Regions from separate parts of the Homo sapiens genome. Here region 1 is linked to region 2. A link is an interaction called in ENCODE POLR2A ChIA-PET data of the cell type or tissue named here. Cell type or tissue: HepG2. All regions are shown on one strand. Each heading gives the region's core, and the rest is flanking DNA. Links, peaks and the distances in the headings are about the cores only.

Region 1 (10,343 bases), core at 4,032-6,531, 1.6 Mb before region 2:
GTGGCAGGCCCCTGTAATCCCAGCTACTCAGGAGGCTGAGGCAGGAGAATCGCTTGAACCCAGGGGGCAGAGGTTGCAATGAGCCGAGATCACGCCCCTGCACTCCAGCCTGGGCGACAGAGTGAGACTCTGTGTCAAAAAAAAAAAAAAAAAAAAAAAAGGAAAATTACAAGCCTGATGGGGATATGGAGAAACTGGAAGCCTTGTACATTGCTGCTAGGAATGTAAAATGGTACAGCCTCTATGGAAAACAGTTTGGCAGTTCCTCAAAAAGTTGAACATAGAATTACAATATGACCCAGCAATTTAATGCCTGGGTGTATACTAGTATACAGGTGTTCAAACATTAACTGGCACACAAATGCTCATAGCAGCACTATTCGTAACGGTCCATAAAGTGGAAACAAATCAAATGCCCATCAATTAACGACTGGATAAATAATATTTAGTTTATCTATGCAGTGGAATATCATTCAGACATGAAAAGGAAGAAAATACTGATGCATGCTACAACTGGCATGAACCTTGAAAACATCATGCTACAAAAAAGAACCCCAGTCAGGCGCAGTGGCTCATACCGGTAATCCTAGCACTTTGGGAGGCCGAGTTGGGCAGATTGCTTGAGCTCAGGAGTTCCAGACCAGCCCAGGCACCATGGCAACAGCACGTTTCTACAAAAAAATACAAAAATTAGCCAGGGGTGCTGGTGCACACCTGTAGTCCCAGCTACTTGGGAGGCTGAGGTGGCAGGATCTCTTCAACCTGGGAGGTCAAGGCTGTAGTGAGCCATGATATGAAAGAAAAGAGGAAAGAAAAAGAAAAAGAAAGGAAGAAAGAAAGAAAGTGGAAAGAAAGAAAGAAAAAGGAAGAAAGAAAGAAAGAAAGAAAGAAAGAAAGAAAGAAAGAAAGAAAGAAAGGGAGAGGAAGGAAACAGACACAGACACAAAAGACCACATATTTTATGAATATATTTATATGGGATGAAACACACGGAATAAGCAAAGCCGGAGAGACAGGAAGTAGATTGTGGTTCTCAGGGCCTAGGAGGAGGGGCGGAATGGAGAATGTTTGCTTAATGGTTATGGTTTTTTGTTTTTTGTTTTGCTTTTTGTTTTTTTCTTTTGTTTTGCTGTGGTAAAAATGTTCTAGATAGTGATGATAGCTGTGGAACATTGTGAATGTGACAAAAAACAGTGAACTATTCACTTTAAATGGTGATTTTTTTTTTTTTTTTGAGACAGGGTATCACTCTGTCACCCACGCTGAAGTACAGTGGAGTGATCATAGCGCACTTCAGGCTCCTGGGCCCAAGTGATCCTCCTGCCTCAGCCTCCCTAGTGGCTGGAACTACAGGCACACACCACCATGCCTGGCCCCAAAGGGTGATTTTAAAAATGTTTTGTGAATCTTACCTCAAAAAAAGAAAGAAGGCCGGGCGCGGTGGCTCACACCTGTAATCCCAACACTTTCGGAGGCCGAGGTAGGCGGATCGCCTAAGGTCGGGGGTTCAAGACCAGCCTGGCCAAAATGGTAAAACCCCATCTCTACTAAAAAATACAAAAATCAGCCAGGCGTGGTGATGGGTGCCTGTAATCCCAGCTACTTAGGAGGCTGAGGCGGGGAGAATTGCTTGAACCCAGAGGCGGAGGTTGCAGTGAGCCAAGATCGTGCCACTGCACTCCAGCCTGAACGACAAAGCTGGACCATGTCTCAAAAAAAAGAAAAAAAAAAAGAAGGAAGGAAAGAAAAAAAGAGAGAGAGAGAGAGAAAGAAAGAAAGAAGGAAGGAAGGAAGGAAGGAAGGAAGGAAAGAAAGAAAGAAAGAAAGAAAGAAAGAAAGAAAGAAAGAAAGAAAGAAAGAAAGAAAGAAAAAGAAAAAAGAAAGAAAAGAAAGGAAATGTAACTCAAATCAGGCCAATGAGATACGAGGAGAGTTTTGTTAAATGTTTCCGAGGAAGTTCTTCCTGGCGCTCTGGCAGAGATCCTGGAAGTCGTTCTATTTTCTCCTCTGAACATTGTAATCCTTGAATATAAGGCCTCAAACAGTGGTGATCATCCCACCAACCCTTAAAAAAATGGTGCCTGTCTGTGGTCCTCACGAAATGAGCACTTGCCCAAAATTGTGCCCTGTGCTATGGAAGTGCCGAGTAGATGATTGGGGGCTGACATTCAGCCCGTATGTGTGGTTGTATCTTCCCGAAAAAGGAGATTTTGTTTGTTTGTTTTTAAGGAAATTGTCTGCTGCCCAGAGGAATCTCTCTCTCTCTCTCATCCATCTGTCCGTTCATCCGTCCATGGCCCATCCATCTGACCATCTATCCTTCCACCCATCACCCATCCACTTGTCAATCTATTCATTCATTCATTCATTCAGTTGTCCATCCATTCATCCACCACCCATCCATCCATTCATCCACCTGTCCATCCATCCATCCTTCCATCACCCATTCAACTCATCCATCTATCAATTCATTCATCTGTCCGTCCATCCATCCACCCATCCATCTCTTTATTCCTCATTCATTCAATACTAGAATATTCAAAGTCCCATGTCAGGTTTTTTGTTTTTTGTTTTTTAAGACAGGTTGGCTCTGTTGCCCAGGCTGGGGTGCAGTGGTCCCATCTTGGCTCACTACAACCTCTGCCTTCTGGGCTCCACCTCAGCCTCTCGAGTAGCTGTGACTACAGGCATGCACAATCATGCCCAGCTAATTTTTGTATTTTTTGTAGAGACGAGGTCTTGTTATGTTGCCCAGGCTGATCTCAAACTCCTGGGCTCAAGAGACCTACCCACCTTGGTCTCCCAAAGTGCTGGGACTACAGGCGTGAGCCACCACATCAACTGGAATACCTTTTTCTAATTTGGTTAAGATGACCATATATTACAAGTGGCCAGCCTGGGGTAAGCCATGAGAATATAAAGAAAGATAGCCACAGTCACAGGCATAAGTCAACCCTTAAACCTGCCAAACTGACCAGGCATGGTGGCCAACGCCTGTAATCCCAGAACTTTAGGAGGCCAGGTGCTGGATCACTTGAGGCCAGGAGTTCAAGACCAGCCTGGGCAACATGGTGAAACCTGGTCTCTACTAAAAATACAAAACTTAGCCAGGCAGGTAGTCCCAGCTACTCAGGAGGCTGAGATGGGAGGGTGTCTTGAACCCACAGGTGGAGGTTGCAGTGACCCAAGAGATCACGCCACTGCACTCCAGCCTGGGCAACAGAGCTAGACCTTGTCTCAATAAATAAATAAACCTGTCAAACATCTAGACTTCTGGTTATGTTTAAGATTAATCTTTTTTTTGGCCAGGCGTGGTGACTCATGCCTGTAGTCCCAGCGCTTTGGGAGGCCAAGGTGGGTGGATCACTTCAGGTCAGGAGTTCGAGACCAGCCTGGCCAACATAGTGAAACCCCCTCTGTAAAAAAATACAAAAATTAGCCAGGCGTGGTGGCGCGCGCCTATAGTCCTAGCTACTCAGGAGGCTGAGAATCGCTTGAACCCAGGAGGCAAAAGATGCAGTGAGCCAAGATCGTGCTACTGCACTCCAGCCTGTGCAACAGAGAGTGACTTCATCTTAAAAAAAGAAAAAGAAAAAGAAAAAAAATAGGATAGGCACGGTGGCTCACGCCTGTAATCCCAGCACTTTGGGAGGCCAAGGCGGGCAGATCACAAGATCAGAAGTTCGAGACCAGCCTGGCCAACATGATGAAACCCTGTCTCTACTAAAAATACAAAAATTAGCTAGGTGTGGTGGCACATGCCTCTAGTCCCAGCTACTCAGGAGCCTGAAGCAGGAGAATCGCTTGAACCCGGGAGGCGGAGGTGGCAGTGAGCCAAGACCATGCCATTGCACTCCAGCCTGGGTCACAGAGTGAGACTCCGCCTCAAAAAAAAAAAGAAACAGAAAAAGAAAAGAAATTGATATTTTAAAACCAGTAAGAGAGTTTGATTTGCAACCAAAAAAAAAAAAAAGTTTAACCAATAGGAGGTTATTTTGTTTTAAGAGCAGAAAAAATAGGATGAAAGTAAATCAGATAGGTAGCTACCTATTTGACACATTCCTCCAGCTTACCCTGAATAAACCTGCCCAAGTATGTCCACTATCCATCCATCCCCTGAAAGGGACTGAGGAAGATCTATTATCTAGACAAATTCTTCTGGGACATAATATTTGGACATTTTAAACTTCCCCATAATCTGTCACGCATTTTCTGTTTGATTCATCATTGATCGACAAGCCAATTACTGTTCTTACCTACCATTTTATATTCAGGGACATTTAGTTCTTTTTTTCTTTTTTTGTTTTTTTTTTTTGTTTGTTTGTTTTTTTTGGCGAGACGAAGTGTCAATCTGTCACCCAGGCTGGAGTGCAGTGGCGCGATCTCGGCTCACTGCAACCTCCACCTCCCAAGTTCTCATAAATGTTTTCTAGAGTTTTTTGGAACCCCAAATTTAATATGACATTCAGACCAAGATGCAATAAACAAACATTTATTGATCACAAAAAAAAGAGAGAAGGCTAGATGCAGTGGCTCACACCTGTAATCCCAGCACTTTGGGAGGCCGAGGTAGGTGGATCACTTGATCTGCCAGAAGTTTGGGGCCAGAAGTTTGGGACCAGCCTGGGCAACATGGCAAAAACCAGTCTCTACTAAAAATACAAAAAGTTAGCTTGGAGTGGTGGTGTGTGCCTGTAATCCCAGCTACTCAGGAGGCTGAGGCTGGAGGATCACTTGAGCCTTGGAGGTGGAGGTTGCAGTGAGCCAAGATTGCGCCACTGCGCTCCAGCCTGGGTGACAGATCGAGACTCTGTCTCAAAAAAAATAAGAAATGAAAGAGAGAGAGAAGGAAGAGAGGCCAGATGAAGTGCTGGAGGCTTCTGAAGTGGTACGTAAGAACCAGGAATGGAGAATGTGTAGTTAGGGACAGGAAGAGAAAAATCCTAACCATAGTGTCTTTATTTATTTATTTGTTTGTTTGTTTGTTTTTTGAGATGGAGTCTCACTCTGTTGCCCAGGCTGGAGTGCAGTGGCACAATCATGGCTCACTGCAACCTCTGCCTCCCAGGTTCAAGCCATCCTCCTGCCTCAGACCCTCTAGTTGCTGGGATTACAGGCACGTGCCACCATGCCCGGCTATTTTCTGTATTTTTAGTAGAGATGGAGTTTCGCCATTTTGGCCAAGGTGGTCTCAAACTCCTGACCTCGGGTGATCCACCCGCCTCGGCCTCCCAAAGTGCTGGGATTACAGGCATGAGCCACTGCGCCCACCGATGGTGCCTTTAAACAGTACTCTTGATTCCAGGTGACAGAAATTCAAATTAGCCTAAACCATCATGTATTGGCCCATGAATCTAAAATGTCCAGTGGCAGAGCTGGCTTTGGTCATAGTCCAGGAGCTCAATGGTCTGTGTCACTTCGTTCTACTTTCTCTTTGTTGGTGTCATTTCAACAGGTTATTCTCTGGCAGAGGCAAAGGTGACACCCAACCACTCCTGCCTCTATCCTACCTAGCAACCCCAAGGCAATACACTCTGTCTTGTCCAATAGCTGCAGCAGATGTCTTGGGTTTGAGCCTCATTGGCCCTTCTGAGTGTCACATGACCACACCCGAACCAATCAGTGAGACTGGCGAGGCTGGGTGAACTGTCTTGAATGGCTAGACCTGGGTCTTAACACCCACCCCTGCAGCCAGCCCCACTGAGAGGGCTGAGGGCGGGTGAGTCAATGGTTCCCCAAAGGGAATTTAGGGTACTGTTTCTGAAAAAATGGACAATGAAGGCTGAGTGGAAACAGCAGTCATGGAAAGCACACAACAGACAAGTGCCTTTCTCTCTGCCTCTGCCACTCAAGGCCGCCTTAAGTTCCTCCAGTGTGCTAATTGTTCCCCCGGGTCTTTTGAACACGTTGTTCTGTGTTTTTTGAATGCTCTTCCATACCTGTGCCTAAGTAACACCTGCTTATCCTTCAGCTGTCAGCCCCAACATCATCTTCTCAGGGAAGCTGTAGCACTTGTATTTTCCAAAAGTGGCCACAATTATTCATTCATGAGTAGATGCTCAATAATATCTTTTGAATGAACGCATGCATGAATAAAAGGTTAAAATGTAAACAAAGTGATCTTACACTCTTATTGAGAAGGGTGGCCTGTGTTCCCTTCCGTTGAATCCAGATGAGCTTGAGGCTACTGTGGAACTGACATGGTGTGACTTTTTTTTTTTTTTTTTTTTTTTTGAGATGGATTTTCACTCTTGTCACCCAGGCTGGAATGCAATGACGCAATCTCGGCTCACTGCAACCTCCACTTCCCGGGTTCAAGCGATTTTCCTGCCTCAGCCTCCCAAGTAGCTGGGATTACAGGCGCATGCCACTACACCCAGCTAATTTTTGTATTTTTAGTAGAGACGGGGTTTCACCATGTTGGCCAGGCTGGTCTCTAACTCCAGACCTCAGGTGATCCATCCGCCTCAGCCTCCCAAGGTGCTGTGATTATAGGTTTGAGCCACTGCACCTGGCCAATAATATCTTTTGAATGAATGAATGCATTAATGAAAAGTTAAAACGCAAACAAGGTGACTTTGACACTCCTGTTGTGAAGGGTGGTCTGTGTTCCCTTCCCTTGAATCCAGACGAGCTTGAGGCTACTGTGGAAGTGACATGGTGTGACTTCTGAAACTGGTCATAAAAGGTGAAAAGCTGGCCGGACATCGTGGCTCACATCTGTAATCTCAGCACTTTGGAAGGATGAGGCAGGAGGATCATTTGAGACTAGGAGTTCAAGACCATGGAGGAGTGGAGTGGACTGGGCTGTGACCTGCCAAGGGCAACAAGCAAGACCCTGTCTCTCTCTCTCTCTCTTTTTTTTTTTTAATAAATATGCCAGCCTGGCCAACATGGCAAACCTAGCCTCTACTAAAAATACAATAATTAGCTGGGCGTGGTGGCGCTCACTTGTAGTCCCAGCTACTTAGGAGGCTGAGGCACAAGAATCACTTGAACCCAGGAAGTGGAGGTGGCAGTGAGCCAAGATCATGCCACTGCACACCAGCCTGGGTGACAGTGAGACTTTGTCTCAATTGAAAAAAAAAAAAAAGATATGAAAAGCTCCCACTTGGCTCTGTTAGGATGCTCCATCTTGGAACCCAACCACCATGCCATAAGGAAGCTCAAGCAGCCCGTGGAGGGGGCCCCCATAGAGAAGAAATGGGATCCCTGCCCACAGCCCTGGCTGAGTTCCCACCTGACAGCAAATACCAAATTGCCAGCCATGTGACTGAGCCATCCACAAAGTGGGTCTTCCAGAATCTTGATAACATTGTACTCAGTGACAGAAGCCAGACACAATAGGCCACGTAGTGTATATTCCATTTGAAGTGTCTAGAACAGACAGATCTATAAAGACAGAAGATAGATGAGTGTTTCCAGGGACTAGGGGAAGAGGGAATAGAAGAGACTGCTAATGGTATATATTCTGTTGTTGTTGTTCTTGTCATTGTTGTTTAGAAACAGGGTCTCATTCTGTCACCCAGGCTGGAGTGCAATGGTGCGATCATAGCTCACTGCAGCCTGGAACTCTTGGGCTCAATTGATCCCCCTGTCTCAGCCTCCCGAGTAGCTGGGACCACAGGTGTGCGCCACCACATCCAGATAAGTATAGGATTTCTTTTTAGGGAAAAGGAAATATCGTGGAATTAGATAGCAATAGTTGTACAATCCTGTGAATATACTAAAAAGCATTGAATTGTATGGTTTCACATGGTGAAATTTATGGCATGTAAATTATATCTCAGAGACAACCAAAAAAAAGTGGGTCCTCCAGCCCCTGTCAAGCTGCCCCATGTTGAGCATGGCATGTGGAACACAGACTTGCTGTCCAGGCCACATCCTGCCCAAATTGCAGATTTGGGGGTGAAATCAATGATTGTTGTTGTTTTAAGCCACTAAGTTTTAGGACAGTGTGTTGCATAGAAACTCGTGCTGTCCAACCTGGCTAACTTTGTGAAACCTCATCTCTACTAAAAACACAAAAATTAGCCAGGTGTGGTGGCACACGCCTGTAATCCCAGCTGCTTGGGAGGCCGAGGCATGAGAATCGCTTGAACCTGGGAGGCAGAAGTTGCAGTGAGCCGAGATGGTTCCACTGCACTCCACTAAAAATACAAAAATTAGCCAGGTGTGTTGGCACAAGCCTGTAACCCCAGCTACTTGGGAGGCTGAGGCATGAGAATTGCTTGAACCTGGGAGGTGGAAGTTGCAGTGAGATGAGACGGTGCCACTGCACTCCAACCTGGGCAACAGAGCAAGACGCCATCTCAAAAAAAAAAAAGAAAAAGAAAAAAAGAAAAGAAAAGAAAAAAGAAAAAGAAAGAAAGAAACACATGCTGATATGGAAGCCTTCCATAACCACCAACCTAGGCTAGGTTATGGCCCCTGACTGTCTCAGAATCTCTGCATTTTTCATTATAGTATTTATCTGAGTTTGTAATTAAATATTTGATGAATTGCTGCCCTTTCTCTTGGCCAGTGAGCTCTATGTGAGTAGAGACCGTGTTTACTTTTTTGAGACAAAGTCTTGCTCTGTTGCACAGGCTAGAGTGCAGTGGTGTGATCTCAGCTCACTGCAACCTCCACTTCCTGGGTTCAAGCGATTCTCCTGCCTCAGCCTCCCAAGTTGCTAGGATTACAGGCATGTGCCACCACCATGCCCAGATAATTTTTGTATTGTTACTAGAGACGGGTTTTGTCATGTTGGCCAGGCTGGTCTCGAACTCCTGACCTCAAGCGATCCACCCACCTTTACCTCCGAAAGTGCTGAGATTACAGGCATGAGCCACCTCACCCAGCCAGGATCCTGTTTATTATATTTACTCTAGTATCCTTAGTGCCTGGTACATAGTAGATGCTCAATAATATCTTTCGAATGAATGAATTCATGAATGAAAGGTTAAAATGCAAAGAGATTTAGGGTCCAAGTGGAGGGTTCCTAGGGTCTTCCTAGTTGAGTAGGAGACAGAGTGACCAAAGAGCAGGTGGAAGATGGAGGTGAGGTAGAGGATTTGCGGAGAATGGAGAACATCTGGGAAGGGGAGAGGAAGGATGAGGAATTTGACAAGAGAAAACTGGAGCATAAATATGTTCTTACACACCTAATCCAGGCCATCTGGTGTCGAGGCGACAAGAATGGAGACCATGGAGGAGTGGAGTGGACTGGGCTGTGACCTGCCAAGGGGGGAATGGTGAGGAAATAGCCACTTTTGTGTGTGTGTGTGTGTGTGACAGGGTCTAGCTTTGTCCACCAGGCTGGAGTGTAGTGGCATGATCTGGGCTCACAGCAACCTTAGTCTCCCGGGCTCAAGTGATCCTCCCACCTCAGCCTCCCAAGTAGCTGGAACTGCAGGTGGGTATCACCATGGTCAGCTAATTTTTGTAATTTTTGTACAGATGGGGTTTCGCCATGTTGCCCAGGGTGGTCTTGAACTCCTGAGCTCAGGTGATCTGCCCGCCTCAGCCTCCCAGAGTGCTCAGATTACAGGCATGAGCCACTACGCCCAGCCCACTTATCGAGTGCCTATTATGTCCTAGGCACTGTGCTAAGTTGTTGCATGCATTAGTTCATTTTATTTATTTATTTATTATTTAATTAATTTTATTTTTTAAAAATTTTATTTATTTATTTAATTTAACTAAGTGCTCTTCATGCATTAGTTCATTTTATTTATTTATTTACTTATTTATTTATTTAATTTTTTTGAGACAGAGTTTCACTCCTGTTTCCCAGGCTGGAGTGCAATGGCGCCATCTTGGCTCACTTCAACCTCCGCCTCCCAGGTTCAAGTGATTCTCCTGCCTCAGCCTCCCAAGTAGCTGGGATTACAGGCACCCGCCACCACACCTGGCTAATTTTTGTATTTTTAGTAGAGATTTAGTAGAGTAAAGTGCTGGGATTACAGGCGTGAGCCACCGCGCCAGGCCCATCTTATTATGATATTATTATTATTATTATTATTATTATTATTATTATTATTATTAGTTTTTGAGATGGAGTCTAGCTCTGTCACTCAGGCTGGAGTGCAGTGGCACAATCTCAGCTCACTGCAACCTCCACCTCCTGGGTTCAAGCGATTCTCTTGCCCCAGACTCCCGAGTAGCTGGGACTACAGGTGCAAGCCACCACACCTGGCTAATTTTTGTATTTTTAGTAGAGACGGGCTTTCGCCATGTTGGCCAGGCTGATCTCGAACTCCTGACCTCAGGTAATCCACCCGCCTCGGCCTCCGAAAGTACTGGGATTACAGATGTGAGCCACCGCACCTGGCCCATTAGCTCATTTTAGCCACGATAAT
Region 2 (10,343 bases), core at 7,802-10,301:
CCAACTATCCTCGGATTCTTTCCAGGGATTGGAGGTGAGGGGCGCACTTCTGTCTCACCCAGACACCTGAGGCTCTATAAATTCCTGCGTCCCCTTAATCAGTTCTGCTTGGGCACCTTTTTGCTGGCCTCAGGAGAAGGCTAGCCGTCATAGCCATCGGAGGCATGGAACGTGTGCAGTGACACAAGCCCATGCTGTTGCTGTCTTCAACTTTATAATAATTTTTGAACAAAGGGCTTCCCGTTTTCATTTTGCCCTGGGTCCTGCAAATTAGGTAGCCAGGCCTGCCCCTCTCAGGGGCTGTTCCCTTCCTTCCCCACATTGATTCTGCCCCAGTTCATCCATTCTCCCCAAATCCCATCCCACACAAGGATGTGGGTGCAGGAGACTTGGAAGCTTTGGGACAAAAGAAAATGTTGAGCTCTCAGACAAAGAAACAACATCAAGTGCGATGCTGCCTCTAAAATACTCAGTGGGAAAGAACACAGGCAAAAGCCGAGCGGTGTCGAACCTGGATGATGAATACTGGATGCTTGTTACATACCACATACTACTTTCAGGTATGGTGGGAAATTTCCATAATACATAGTGGTGGGGTTTTATTTATTTATTTACAGACAGGGTTTGGCTCTGTTGCCCAGGCTGGAGTACAGTGATGTGATCATAGCTGACTGTAGTCCCATCCTCTTGGGCTCAAGTGATCCTCTGGCCTTGGCCTCCCAAAGTGTTGGGATTACAGGTGTGAGCCATCACTCACAATTTAAACTCTATAATACAAAGTTTAAAAAGGCGGGCACAGTGGCTCACGCCTGTAATGCCAGCACTTTGGGAGGCCGAGGCAGGCGGATCACAAGGTCAGGAGATCGAGAACATCCTGGCTAACATGGTGAAACCCCGTTACTACTAAAAATACCAAAAATTAGCCGGGCGTGGTGGTGGGCGCCTGTAGTCCCAGCTACTCGGGAGGCTGAGGCAGGAGAATGGCGTGAACCTGGGAGGTGGAGCTTGCAGTGAGCTGAGATGGCGCCACTGCACTCCAGCCTGGGCGACAGTGCGAGAGTCCATCTCAAAAAAAAAAAAAAAAAAAAAAAGGCAATAAAGGCCAGGCACAGTGGCTCATGCCTCTAATCCCAACACTTTGGGAGGCTAAAGTGGAAGGATCACTTGAGCCTAGGAATTCAAGACCAGCTGGCAACATGGCAAGACCTCATTGTTACAAAAGATAAAAAATTAGCCAGGCATAGTGGCATGTGCCTGTGGTCCCAGCTACTCGGGAGGCTGAAGCAGGCAGATGGCCTGAGCTCAGGAGTTCAAGGCTGTGGTGAGCTGTGATTGCACCACTGCACTCCAGCCTGAGTGACAGAGCCAGACCCCGTTTCAAGAAAATAAAAACAAAAATTAAAAATAAAAAGGCAATATATTAAGACTTGCCCCTGGCAGTTCCTCAAAATGATAAACATAGGGTTGCCTTATGGCCCAGCAATTCTACTCTGACCTATATGCCTAAGAGAAATGAAAGCATCTGTTTACACAAAGACTAACACATGAATGTTCATTGCTGCATTATTCATAGCAGCCAAAAAGTGTAAACAACCCGTATGTCCATCACTGACAGTGGTTAAACAAAATGGTGGCCCATCCATAATACAGAATATGATTCAGCTGTAAGAAGGAATGAAGTTCTGATCCATGCTACAGTGTGGCTGAACCTTGAGAACGTCCTGCTAAGTAAAAGGATCCAGTCACAAAGGACCGCATTAATTGTGTGATTCCATTTATAGGAAATGTGCAGAATAAACAAATCCACAGGGGCAGAAAGTAGATTTGTGATTGCTCAGGGTTGGGGGCGTTGGAGGATTAGGATGCGGGAGGGTTCTGGGTTTCTTTTCTTTTTTTTTTTTTTTTTTGAGATGGAGTCTCACTCTGTTGCCCAGGCTGGAGTGCAATGGTATGATCTCGGCTCACTGCAAGCTCCGCCTCCGGGGTTCAAGCGATTCTTCTGCCTCAGCCTTCTGAGTAGCTGGGATTACAGGTACACGCCACCACGTCTGGCTAATTTTTGTACTTTTGGTAGAGACGGGGTTTCACCATGTTGGCCAGGCTGGTCTCAAACTCCTGACCTCAGATGATCCGCCTGCCTTGGCCTCCCAAAGTGCTGGGCCCAGGGTTTCTTTTTGAGTTGATGGTGTTCTAACATTGATTGTGATGGTTGTACAACTCTGTGTATACACTCAAAGACATTGAATCATACATGTTAAATGGGTGAAGTGTACGTTAAGTGAATAATCTCTCAATAAAGCTGTTTAAAAAAAGAAGTCACACCTTCCTCTCTGACCCTCCTGCTAGGAATCCTTTGGCTCCAGCTCTCTGCCCTCTTGGGAAATTCCCTTTCTCTTCTCCACCCTCTCCCTACACACACACACACACACACACACACACACACACACACCCCTGCCATTCTGTCTTAAGCTATTTTCAGCCGGGCATGGCGGCTTACGCCTGCAATTCCAGCACTTTGTGAGGCTGATGCAGGAGGATCACTTGAAGCCAGGAGTTCAAGACCAGCCTGGGCAACGTAGTGAGACCCCGACTCTATAAAAGAATAAAAAAATTAGCCGAGAGTGGCCGGGCACGGTGACTCATGCCTGTAATCCCAGCACTTTGGCAGGCTGAGGTCAGGAGATCGAGACCATCCTGGCTAACACAGTGAAACCCCGTCTCTATTGAAAATACAAAAAAAAAAAAAAAAAAAAAAAAAAAGCCAGGCGTGGTGGTGGGCGCCTGTAGTCCCAGCTACTCAGGAGGCTGAGGCAGGAGAATGACGTGAACCCGGGAGGCGGAGCTTGCAGTGAGCCGAGATCGCACCACTGCATTCCAGCCTGGGCGACAGAGCGAGACTCCATCTCAAAAAAAAGAAAAAAAAAAGCCAAGAGTGATGTTCATCTGTAGTCCCAGCTACTCAGGAGGCTGAGGCAGGAGGATCACCTGAGCTCAGGAGTTTAAGGCTGCAGTGAGCTATAATGGCACCAGTGCACTCCAGCTTGGGCAACAGAGCAAGACACTGATTATAAAAAAAAAAAAAAAAAAAGATTTTTATTCTCAGTTTAAAGAATGGCTTCCACAGGCAAAGTGAACCACTGAGGTATTTTTCTGAACTACCACACTTTCTTTCCTCTTTAAAAGTTACTCAGTTGACAGCTACTAAAATTACAATGTTGAAATCCCCAGGGTATTCTATTGTGGCTGTCACCAAGAAATCCTAATAGATCTAATTTCCAAGAGCTGCAGAATTCCCTCAAAGAAGGAGGAGCCAACCTAACCTCTCCAGAGACAGTGGTCATCTGTTCCGAAACATAACTCTGTCACCTCACAGGTGGGGAGAAAAGAACGTTGCCAGGGCCAAGTTCATGATGTTCTAACTGAAGGATAAGCTTTTGCTCTGGAACAGGAGTCAGGAAATACGGCCTGTGGGCCAAGTTTGGCCCACTCCTTGTTTTTGTGAATAAAGTTTTATTGCAACACACAGCCACATCCGTTTGTTTGTGTACTATCTGTGGCTACTTTTGAGTTAAAATGCCAGAGTTGGTCGGGCACGGTGGCTCACACCTGTAATCCCAGCACTTTGGGAGGCCGAGGGGGGTGGATCACGAGGTCAGGAGATGGAGACCAGCCTGGCCAACATGCTGAAACCCCTATCTCTACTAAAAATACAACAATTAGCTGGGCGTTGTACCCTAGAACTTAAAGTATAATAATAAATAAAAAAATAAAACACTGAGACAAAAAAAAAATTAGCTGGGCATGGTGGCGGGCACCTGTAATCTCAGCTACTCAGGAGGCTGAGGCAGGAGGATCACTTGAACCAGGGAATCGTAGGTTGCAGTGAGCCGAGATTGCGCCACCACACGCCAGCCTGGGCAACAGAGCAAGATTCCGTCCCTCCCAACCAAAAAAAAAAGGCAGAGTTGAGCAGCTGCAACAGAGACTGTATTGCCTGCAAAGGCTAAAATCTTCACAATGTGGCCTTTTACAGAAATGGGCTGCTGACCCTTGGAATGGAAGATCCAGGCCTGAGCCCCAGTTCCTCACATGCCGGGTATGTGGCCTTGGACGTCAGTGCATCTCTCTTTCCTCATCAGTAAGCTGGAGATACCAATAATCCCTTTTTATATGTTGCTTATGCAACTGAAATGACTGACTTCATACAGGTGCAGCGCCTAGTACATACAAAGCATTCAATACATATCGATGGTTATGATGTTATTTAGAAAGTGAGGACAGCTTCTGCTTCACAGCATTATTTGAAACAATGGATCATACCTGTGCAAACAGCTGGCAAAGAACATTATAAAAATATATTGGCCAGGTGTGGGGGCTCACGCCTGTAAACCCAGCAGTTTGGGAGGCTGAGGCGGGCAGATCATTTGAGGTCAGGAGTTCGAGACCAGCCTGGCCAACATGGTGAAACCCCATCTCTACTAAAAATACACAAATTAGCTGGGCACGGTGGTGTGTGCCTATAATCCCAGCTACTGAAGCTGAGGTGGGAGAATCACTTGAACCCTGGAGGCAGAGGTTGCAGTGAGCTGAGATGGCACCACTGCACTCTAGCCTGGGCAACAGACTGAGACACTGTCTCAAAAAAAAAAAAAGTTTTGTTATAAATATCTTCTAGGCTTTTGAAACCATTCTTTGCTTCTTAGTACCATTTAGGAGTTTTGAGTGTCAATAAACTTCCAACTTCAGAGGAAAAGGAATCTTTCCTTCAAACCCTCTCATTAACCAATTCAGAAGACCATAACCCATGACCCCTGGCTGGGTCTTGAACCTGCCTGAACTAACATCCAAGTATTCTTTGGGCTATACTCTGCCTCTTCCCCACTATAGGCACTCGAGAAGCCAAGCCCATATGCCTTTATTTTTAATTTAATTATTTTGAGATGGAGTCTCACTGTCACCCAGGCTGGAGTGCAGTGGTGAGATCTCGGCTCACTGCAACCTCCGCCACCAGGTTCAAGCGATTCTCATGCCTCAGCCTCCTGAGTAGCTGGGATTACAGGCGCACGCCACCAGGCCAGGCTAATTTTTGTATTTTTACTAGAGACGGCATTTTACCATGTTGGCCAGGCTGGTCTCAAACTCCTGACCTCAGGTGATCCACCTGTCTTGCCCTCCCAAAGTGCTGGGATTACAGGTGTGAGCCACCGCGCCTGGCCTCCACATGCCTTTAAATACTTGTGTTACCTCTGAACCCCCCACCAGAGCCCGTTAAGCAGGAATCTACTCCAAGGTGTGGGCACACAGGTTTGGGGCAGGGGGAGGGTCTTAGGGGACCCTCAGGGGCTGTCCAGAAGTCTACTGGGGGATGGAGGGTGGTGTTCGGGATGATTGACATCTGACACTGCACCACTGACTTGCTTCCCTGGAAGGTGTCATTTAAGTAGGTTGGGTCCGGGGAGATAGAGCAGTCTCCGATTCACTGGCTTCATGTTAAAACTATTAACTGAACATCTAACACAGACCAGGCCCTGAGGATACAGCAATGAAGGAGTGATGCCCTCTGCCCTTAGCAACTGCCCCGCCTGCCTTTTAATGTTGGCAATTCAGCCCCATAAGGAGTCTTCACATTCTCCCAGGATCTCAGTCCTACTACAAAACACCATCCTGATGACTTGGAAGGTGACTGTGGGCCTGGCTGTGTGATATATGGCTGGTAGGAGTTAAGAGTGACAGCTCTGGAGTACTTTAGATCAGGGCAGGATTGGCTACATAATTTGCAAAATGAAAATGTGAGGCCCCTTGTTCCAAAGTTAGTAAGGCTGGAGCAAAATTGTTAAGGTGGCACTATCACAGCTCACTGCAGCCTGGACATCCTGGGCTCAAGCCAACCTACCCCCTCAGCCTCCTGAGTAGCTGGGACTACCGGGGCGTGCCACCATGCCTGGGTCATTTTTTTGTTTTTGTTTTTAAAGAAATGAGAGTGTGGCTATGTTGCCCAGGCTGGTCTGCAACCCCTGGTCTCAAGCAATTCCCATGCCTTGGCCTCAAAGCAGTCAACTAAGCGTGGGTCCCAGCCCCTGGAAACCAGCCCTGCATCTGAGGTCACACTGCTTGCCTGCTGGTTAACCTTAAATACCTCTCTTCACCGGCCTGAGCCTCAGTTTCCCCAGCCTCAGATGTCAATTAGGCTCACCTGCAGGTTGGCTGTGGCCATTAGGTGAGATGAGGGCCTGTAAAGCGTTTCGCACAGAGGACAGGCTCGGCCACATTACTGATGTTCCTGGCCTGCTGTGGCTGGCGCATTTCATCTTACAATAATAGTTCACATTTATTATTCTTATATAATAGCTAAGACTTATATAGCACATCATCAATGTCAGGCGCCGTGCTTAGTTCTTTACAGACGTTCATGTATTTCATCCTCACCACATCCCTATGCTGTGCCCTAATATTCTAGTAACTGTAGATGGGGGAACTGAGGCACAAAGAGGGCAAGTATCTTGGCAGAGGTCACCCGACCACTCAGTAGAAGAGTCAAGTTCAAACACAGGACAGCTGGCTCCCAGGTCTCTATTCTTAACCCTACCTATTGTTGGGGCTCAGAAAACGGTACCCCAAAATATGGCTCTTTGATGTGCTCAACTGAAGCAGCCTCAAGGTCTCTCCAACACCACCCCCCCGCCCCCACCCCCAATCCTGTTTCTCCATCCTCTGTCCGTCCCAAAGCATAGGAGGAGCCTGCTATCTGGAGTTCCCTTATCTACCTGGAAACCACACCCGCCAAAGAGGAACACAATTGCCTTCGACTCCTTCACTGAAATTTCATTAACCAGAGATGAAAACTCATATCACAGAGGAAGAGAATGAAATGAAACACCACACCTGGAGTGCAGACGGACTTCATCCCAAACTATCATCTGTCCTCCGATCCCATTCGACTCCCTAAAGGAATTATTCACTGACCGTTGTCCCAGCATCAGACCCATTCATTCCTCCTAAAAATCATTTACTACCCCTGAGAGTGGCCGCATTTCCCCCATCTCCCTTCTATGACGGAAGTATTTATTTATATTTTTATATTTTTTTGAGACAAGGTCTCAGTTACCCAGGCTGGAGTGCAGCAGCGTGATCTCGGCTCACTACAACCTCTGCTTCCGGGGCTCAAGCGATCCTCCCACCTCAGCCTCCCGAGTAGCTGGGAGCACAGGTGTGCACCACCAAGGCTGGCTAATTTTTTTTTTTTTGTATTTCTGGTAGAGACAGGGTTTCACCATGTTTCCCAGGCTGGTCTCAAACTAGTGACCTCAAGCAATCCACCTGACTCGGCCTCCCAGACTGCCAGGATTACAGGTGTGAGCCACTGTGCCCAGCGATGGACTTCACTGGGTTATTGGATAATCATTCTCCCGCCACTCCCCTGGCGTTTATGCATGGTGAATAAATTCATATGCCTTTTTCTTTTTTTTTTTTTTTTTTGAGATGGTGTCTTGCTCTTGTCGCCTAGGCTGGAGTGCAGTGAGGCGATCTCGGCTCACTGCAAGCCCCGCCCCCCGGGTTCAGGCCACTCTCCTGCCTCAGCCTCCCGAGTAGCTGGGACTACAGGCGTGCACCACCTCGCCTGGCTAATTTTTGTATTTTTAGTAGAGACGGGGTTTCACCGTGTTAGCCAGGATGGTCTTGATCACCTGAGCTCGTGATCCTCATGCCTCGGCCTCCCAAAGTGCTGGCATTACAGGCATGAGCCACCACGCCCGGCTCATATGCTTTTTTCTCCTATTAATCCACTTGTTGTCAGTCATTTCTTTGGTAAAAACTTTTAAAAAATAAATATAAAATAGGGACAAGGTCTCACTATGTTGCCCAGGAACATTTTGAACTCCTGAGCTCAAGTGATCCTCCCACCTCGGCCTCCCAAAGTACTAGGATTACTGGCGTGAGCCACCATGCCTGGCCTGTCAGTTATTTTTAGCAAACTTTTAGCGGGTGAAGGGGCAGCCTTCCCTTGCCTCCTATGCTATGTGTTCTGGGAGTTGACTCATGACAGACATGTATGCATGATCCCTTCCTGAGATCCTAACACCAAGTATTCAGCGTGAAATTTCCATCGTAACGTGGGATTATTTCTTTTTTTTCCTTTCTTTCTTTTTTTTTTTTTTTTTTTGAGACGGAGTCTCGCTCTGTTGCCCAGGCTGGAGTGCAGTGGCTCAATCTCCGTTCCCTGCAAGCTCCGCCTCCCGGGTTCACGCCATTCTCCTGCCTCAGCCTCCCGAGTAGCTGGGACTACAGGCGCCCGCCACCACACCCGGCTAACTTTTTTGTATTTTTAGTAGAGACGGGGTTTCACCATGTTAGCCAGGATGGTCTCGATCCCCTGACCTCGTGATCCACCCGCCTTGGCCTCCCAAAGTGCTGGGATTACAGGCGTGAGCCACCGCACCCGGCTGGATTATTTCTTTGATTCTTTTGTCTGTCTCCCCTGACTCAACTGTGAGCCCCATGCGGGCAGGGGCTGTCTGGCTCCCTGCTGTACCTCCAGCACCTGGCACCCAGCTCCGCACACAGTAGGGCCTCAGCAGCCATCTATCCAGGGAAGGAAGGGCAGAAGCAGTGTCTAGCCACAGCAATCTGACCCAGAAGCAACAATCACAGCTCTCTTGAGTTTCTAGCCTGCGTGATTTACAAGCTTGTTTTGGGCAGGACTAGGTGGCATGCACCTGTAGCCCAACCACTTTGGGAGGCCGAGGCAGGACGATCGCTTGAGCTCAGGAGTTCGAGGCTGCAGTGAGCTTTGACTGCACCGCTGCAATCCAGCCTGAGTGACAAAGAGAGACCCTGTCTCAATTAAAAAAAAAAAAAAAAAAAAAAAGGTTGTTTTGGGGGAATCTCCAACAGCTCAGGAAACCATCTCATCGGCTCCAGGCTTTTCTCACTTGAGGTCCCCGACACTGTGCAGGTGGAAAGATTTAAGGGGCTCCTGAGAGCCCAGCCCCCATCCTGGCAGGCTGCAGGGGGTGGGTGGGGGGTGCGTTCTGGCAGCAGGGCCGGCAGCTGTCTGCAGGCCTCTCAGTGCCTGCTCTAGCTGGCCAGCGGGGGCCCGCTGCCACCCCCCACCCCATGATGCAGCAGAAAGTGAAACCGCAGTTGGCCCCTGCCGGCTGGGACTGATCACCCATGGTTTCCCTGCAAAACCAGAGTCCCAGGGGGCTGGTGGGCAGCTGGCTCCCAGGTCCGGCACAGTGAGGCCTGTCAGGCAAGTGCCCCTAGAGGCCAAGGGAGGTGCCCTGGCCAGAAAGGAGGGTGCTGAGTCATCGTGACCCTAAAATGAGAGAGAAATCTGAGCTATGGATCAATGCAGGAGTGGGGGGGTGAGGGGTCCCAGTGGTGTCGGTGAGCAGGGAAGGGTGGTTTCCCGACCCCCAAAAGGAAGATGTGTGACACCCAGTTTTGTCATGCTGGAGCCCTCTACAGATCTGAACTGGCAACTCCCCCATCTCCCCCCACCCCTCCCCACACCGACTACAGGAGTGCGGAAAATCCCTGAGATAAACAAGAATTCTCTAAAAGTGGACCTCTGAAACTTTACACACGACTTTCTGATTTCTGTCCCATCCTCAGGGCAGCTGTAGTTGCTTAATATTTTTCTTCCAAAACACCCACTCTTTTTTGTTTAACTGACATCAATTGATGGACAAAAAAAGGGCCCCTGTCTCCCGACCCTAAATGGAAAACCAACCAATTGCCTGAAGTACAAATCAGCGGTGCAAAGAATACCTACTAGAATAATTTTCACCTTTAGCCGGCGCCGCTTAAAATCAGAGATGTGCAAATCAGACTTGGGAGTCTGAGTTACAGGTTTCATGCCTGAGGAGCTGGTGGCTCAGAGAGACTGACTCACTTGTCCCGGGTGACACAGCAAGAGAGGCGCAGAGCTCGGGCTGGAATGCAGGCCTGGCTGATCCCAGAAACCCAGGCTCAGTGCTGGGCTGCCGTCTCCCCACCCATGAATTCCTCTGTGTGTATTCATATTATTACCTTCCATGTTTAATGCATGGACTCTCCAATTTTCAAAGCACCTTCAGAGCTTATACAACGTTAGAGCTTTTTATATATAACATTGGCTACATCCAAGAACCCTTTGAAGCCAGAGCAGGGGGTGCTGCCCCTCCCTTGGTGTATGGGGAAACTGAGGCAGCGAGCGGGGAAAGTGTTCTGTCTCAGGGAGCTAGCAGGAAAGCCAGGACTGCCCCAGGGCCCCCTGCCAAGGCGATGATCCCGGAGGCCCTGGCTGCAAGGACCAGGCCTCGTCAAACAGGTAACACTTGTTTCTTTCCGCTTTCCCTACC

Evidence for each region. Peaks named below come from ENCODE experiments on the same cell type or tissue, not always from the same donor. Only the 100,000 strongest peaks of a DNase experiment are listed, where the experiment ranks them.
Region 1: POLR2A ChIA-PET joins it to region 2 with 6 read pairs; 1 of 35 experiments calls an interaction of 5 or more read pairs at or near these places.

The regions. Positions count from the first base shown.
Region 1 is chr16:15,903,474-15,913,816 of GRCh38, reverse strand. LOC107984869 (a long non-coding RNA gene) reads left to right here. Exons shown (of 3, transcript XR_001752339.2): 2 at 9,156-9,236. Among named protein-coding and RNA genes, the nearest start is that of CEP20, 20 kb to the right of the region's middle. In HepG2, for the core only: no CTCF peak of the experiment used is centred there; a DNase peak (open chromatin) is centred at 5,576.
Region 2 is chr16:14,309,673-14,320,015 of GRCh38, reverse strand. The region is part of intron 1 of MIR193BHG (MIR193b-365a host gene); the gene reads right to left. Among named protein-coding and RNA genes, the nearest start is that of MIR365A, 5.6 kb to the right of the region's middle. RefSeq lists enhancers at 8,999-9,138, 9,239-9,358, 9,150-9,444 and a silencer at 9,270-9,564. In HepG2, for the core only: a CTCF peak has its summit at 9,253; a DNase peak (open chromatin) is centred at 9,275.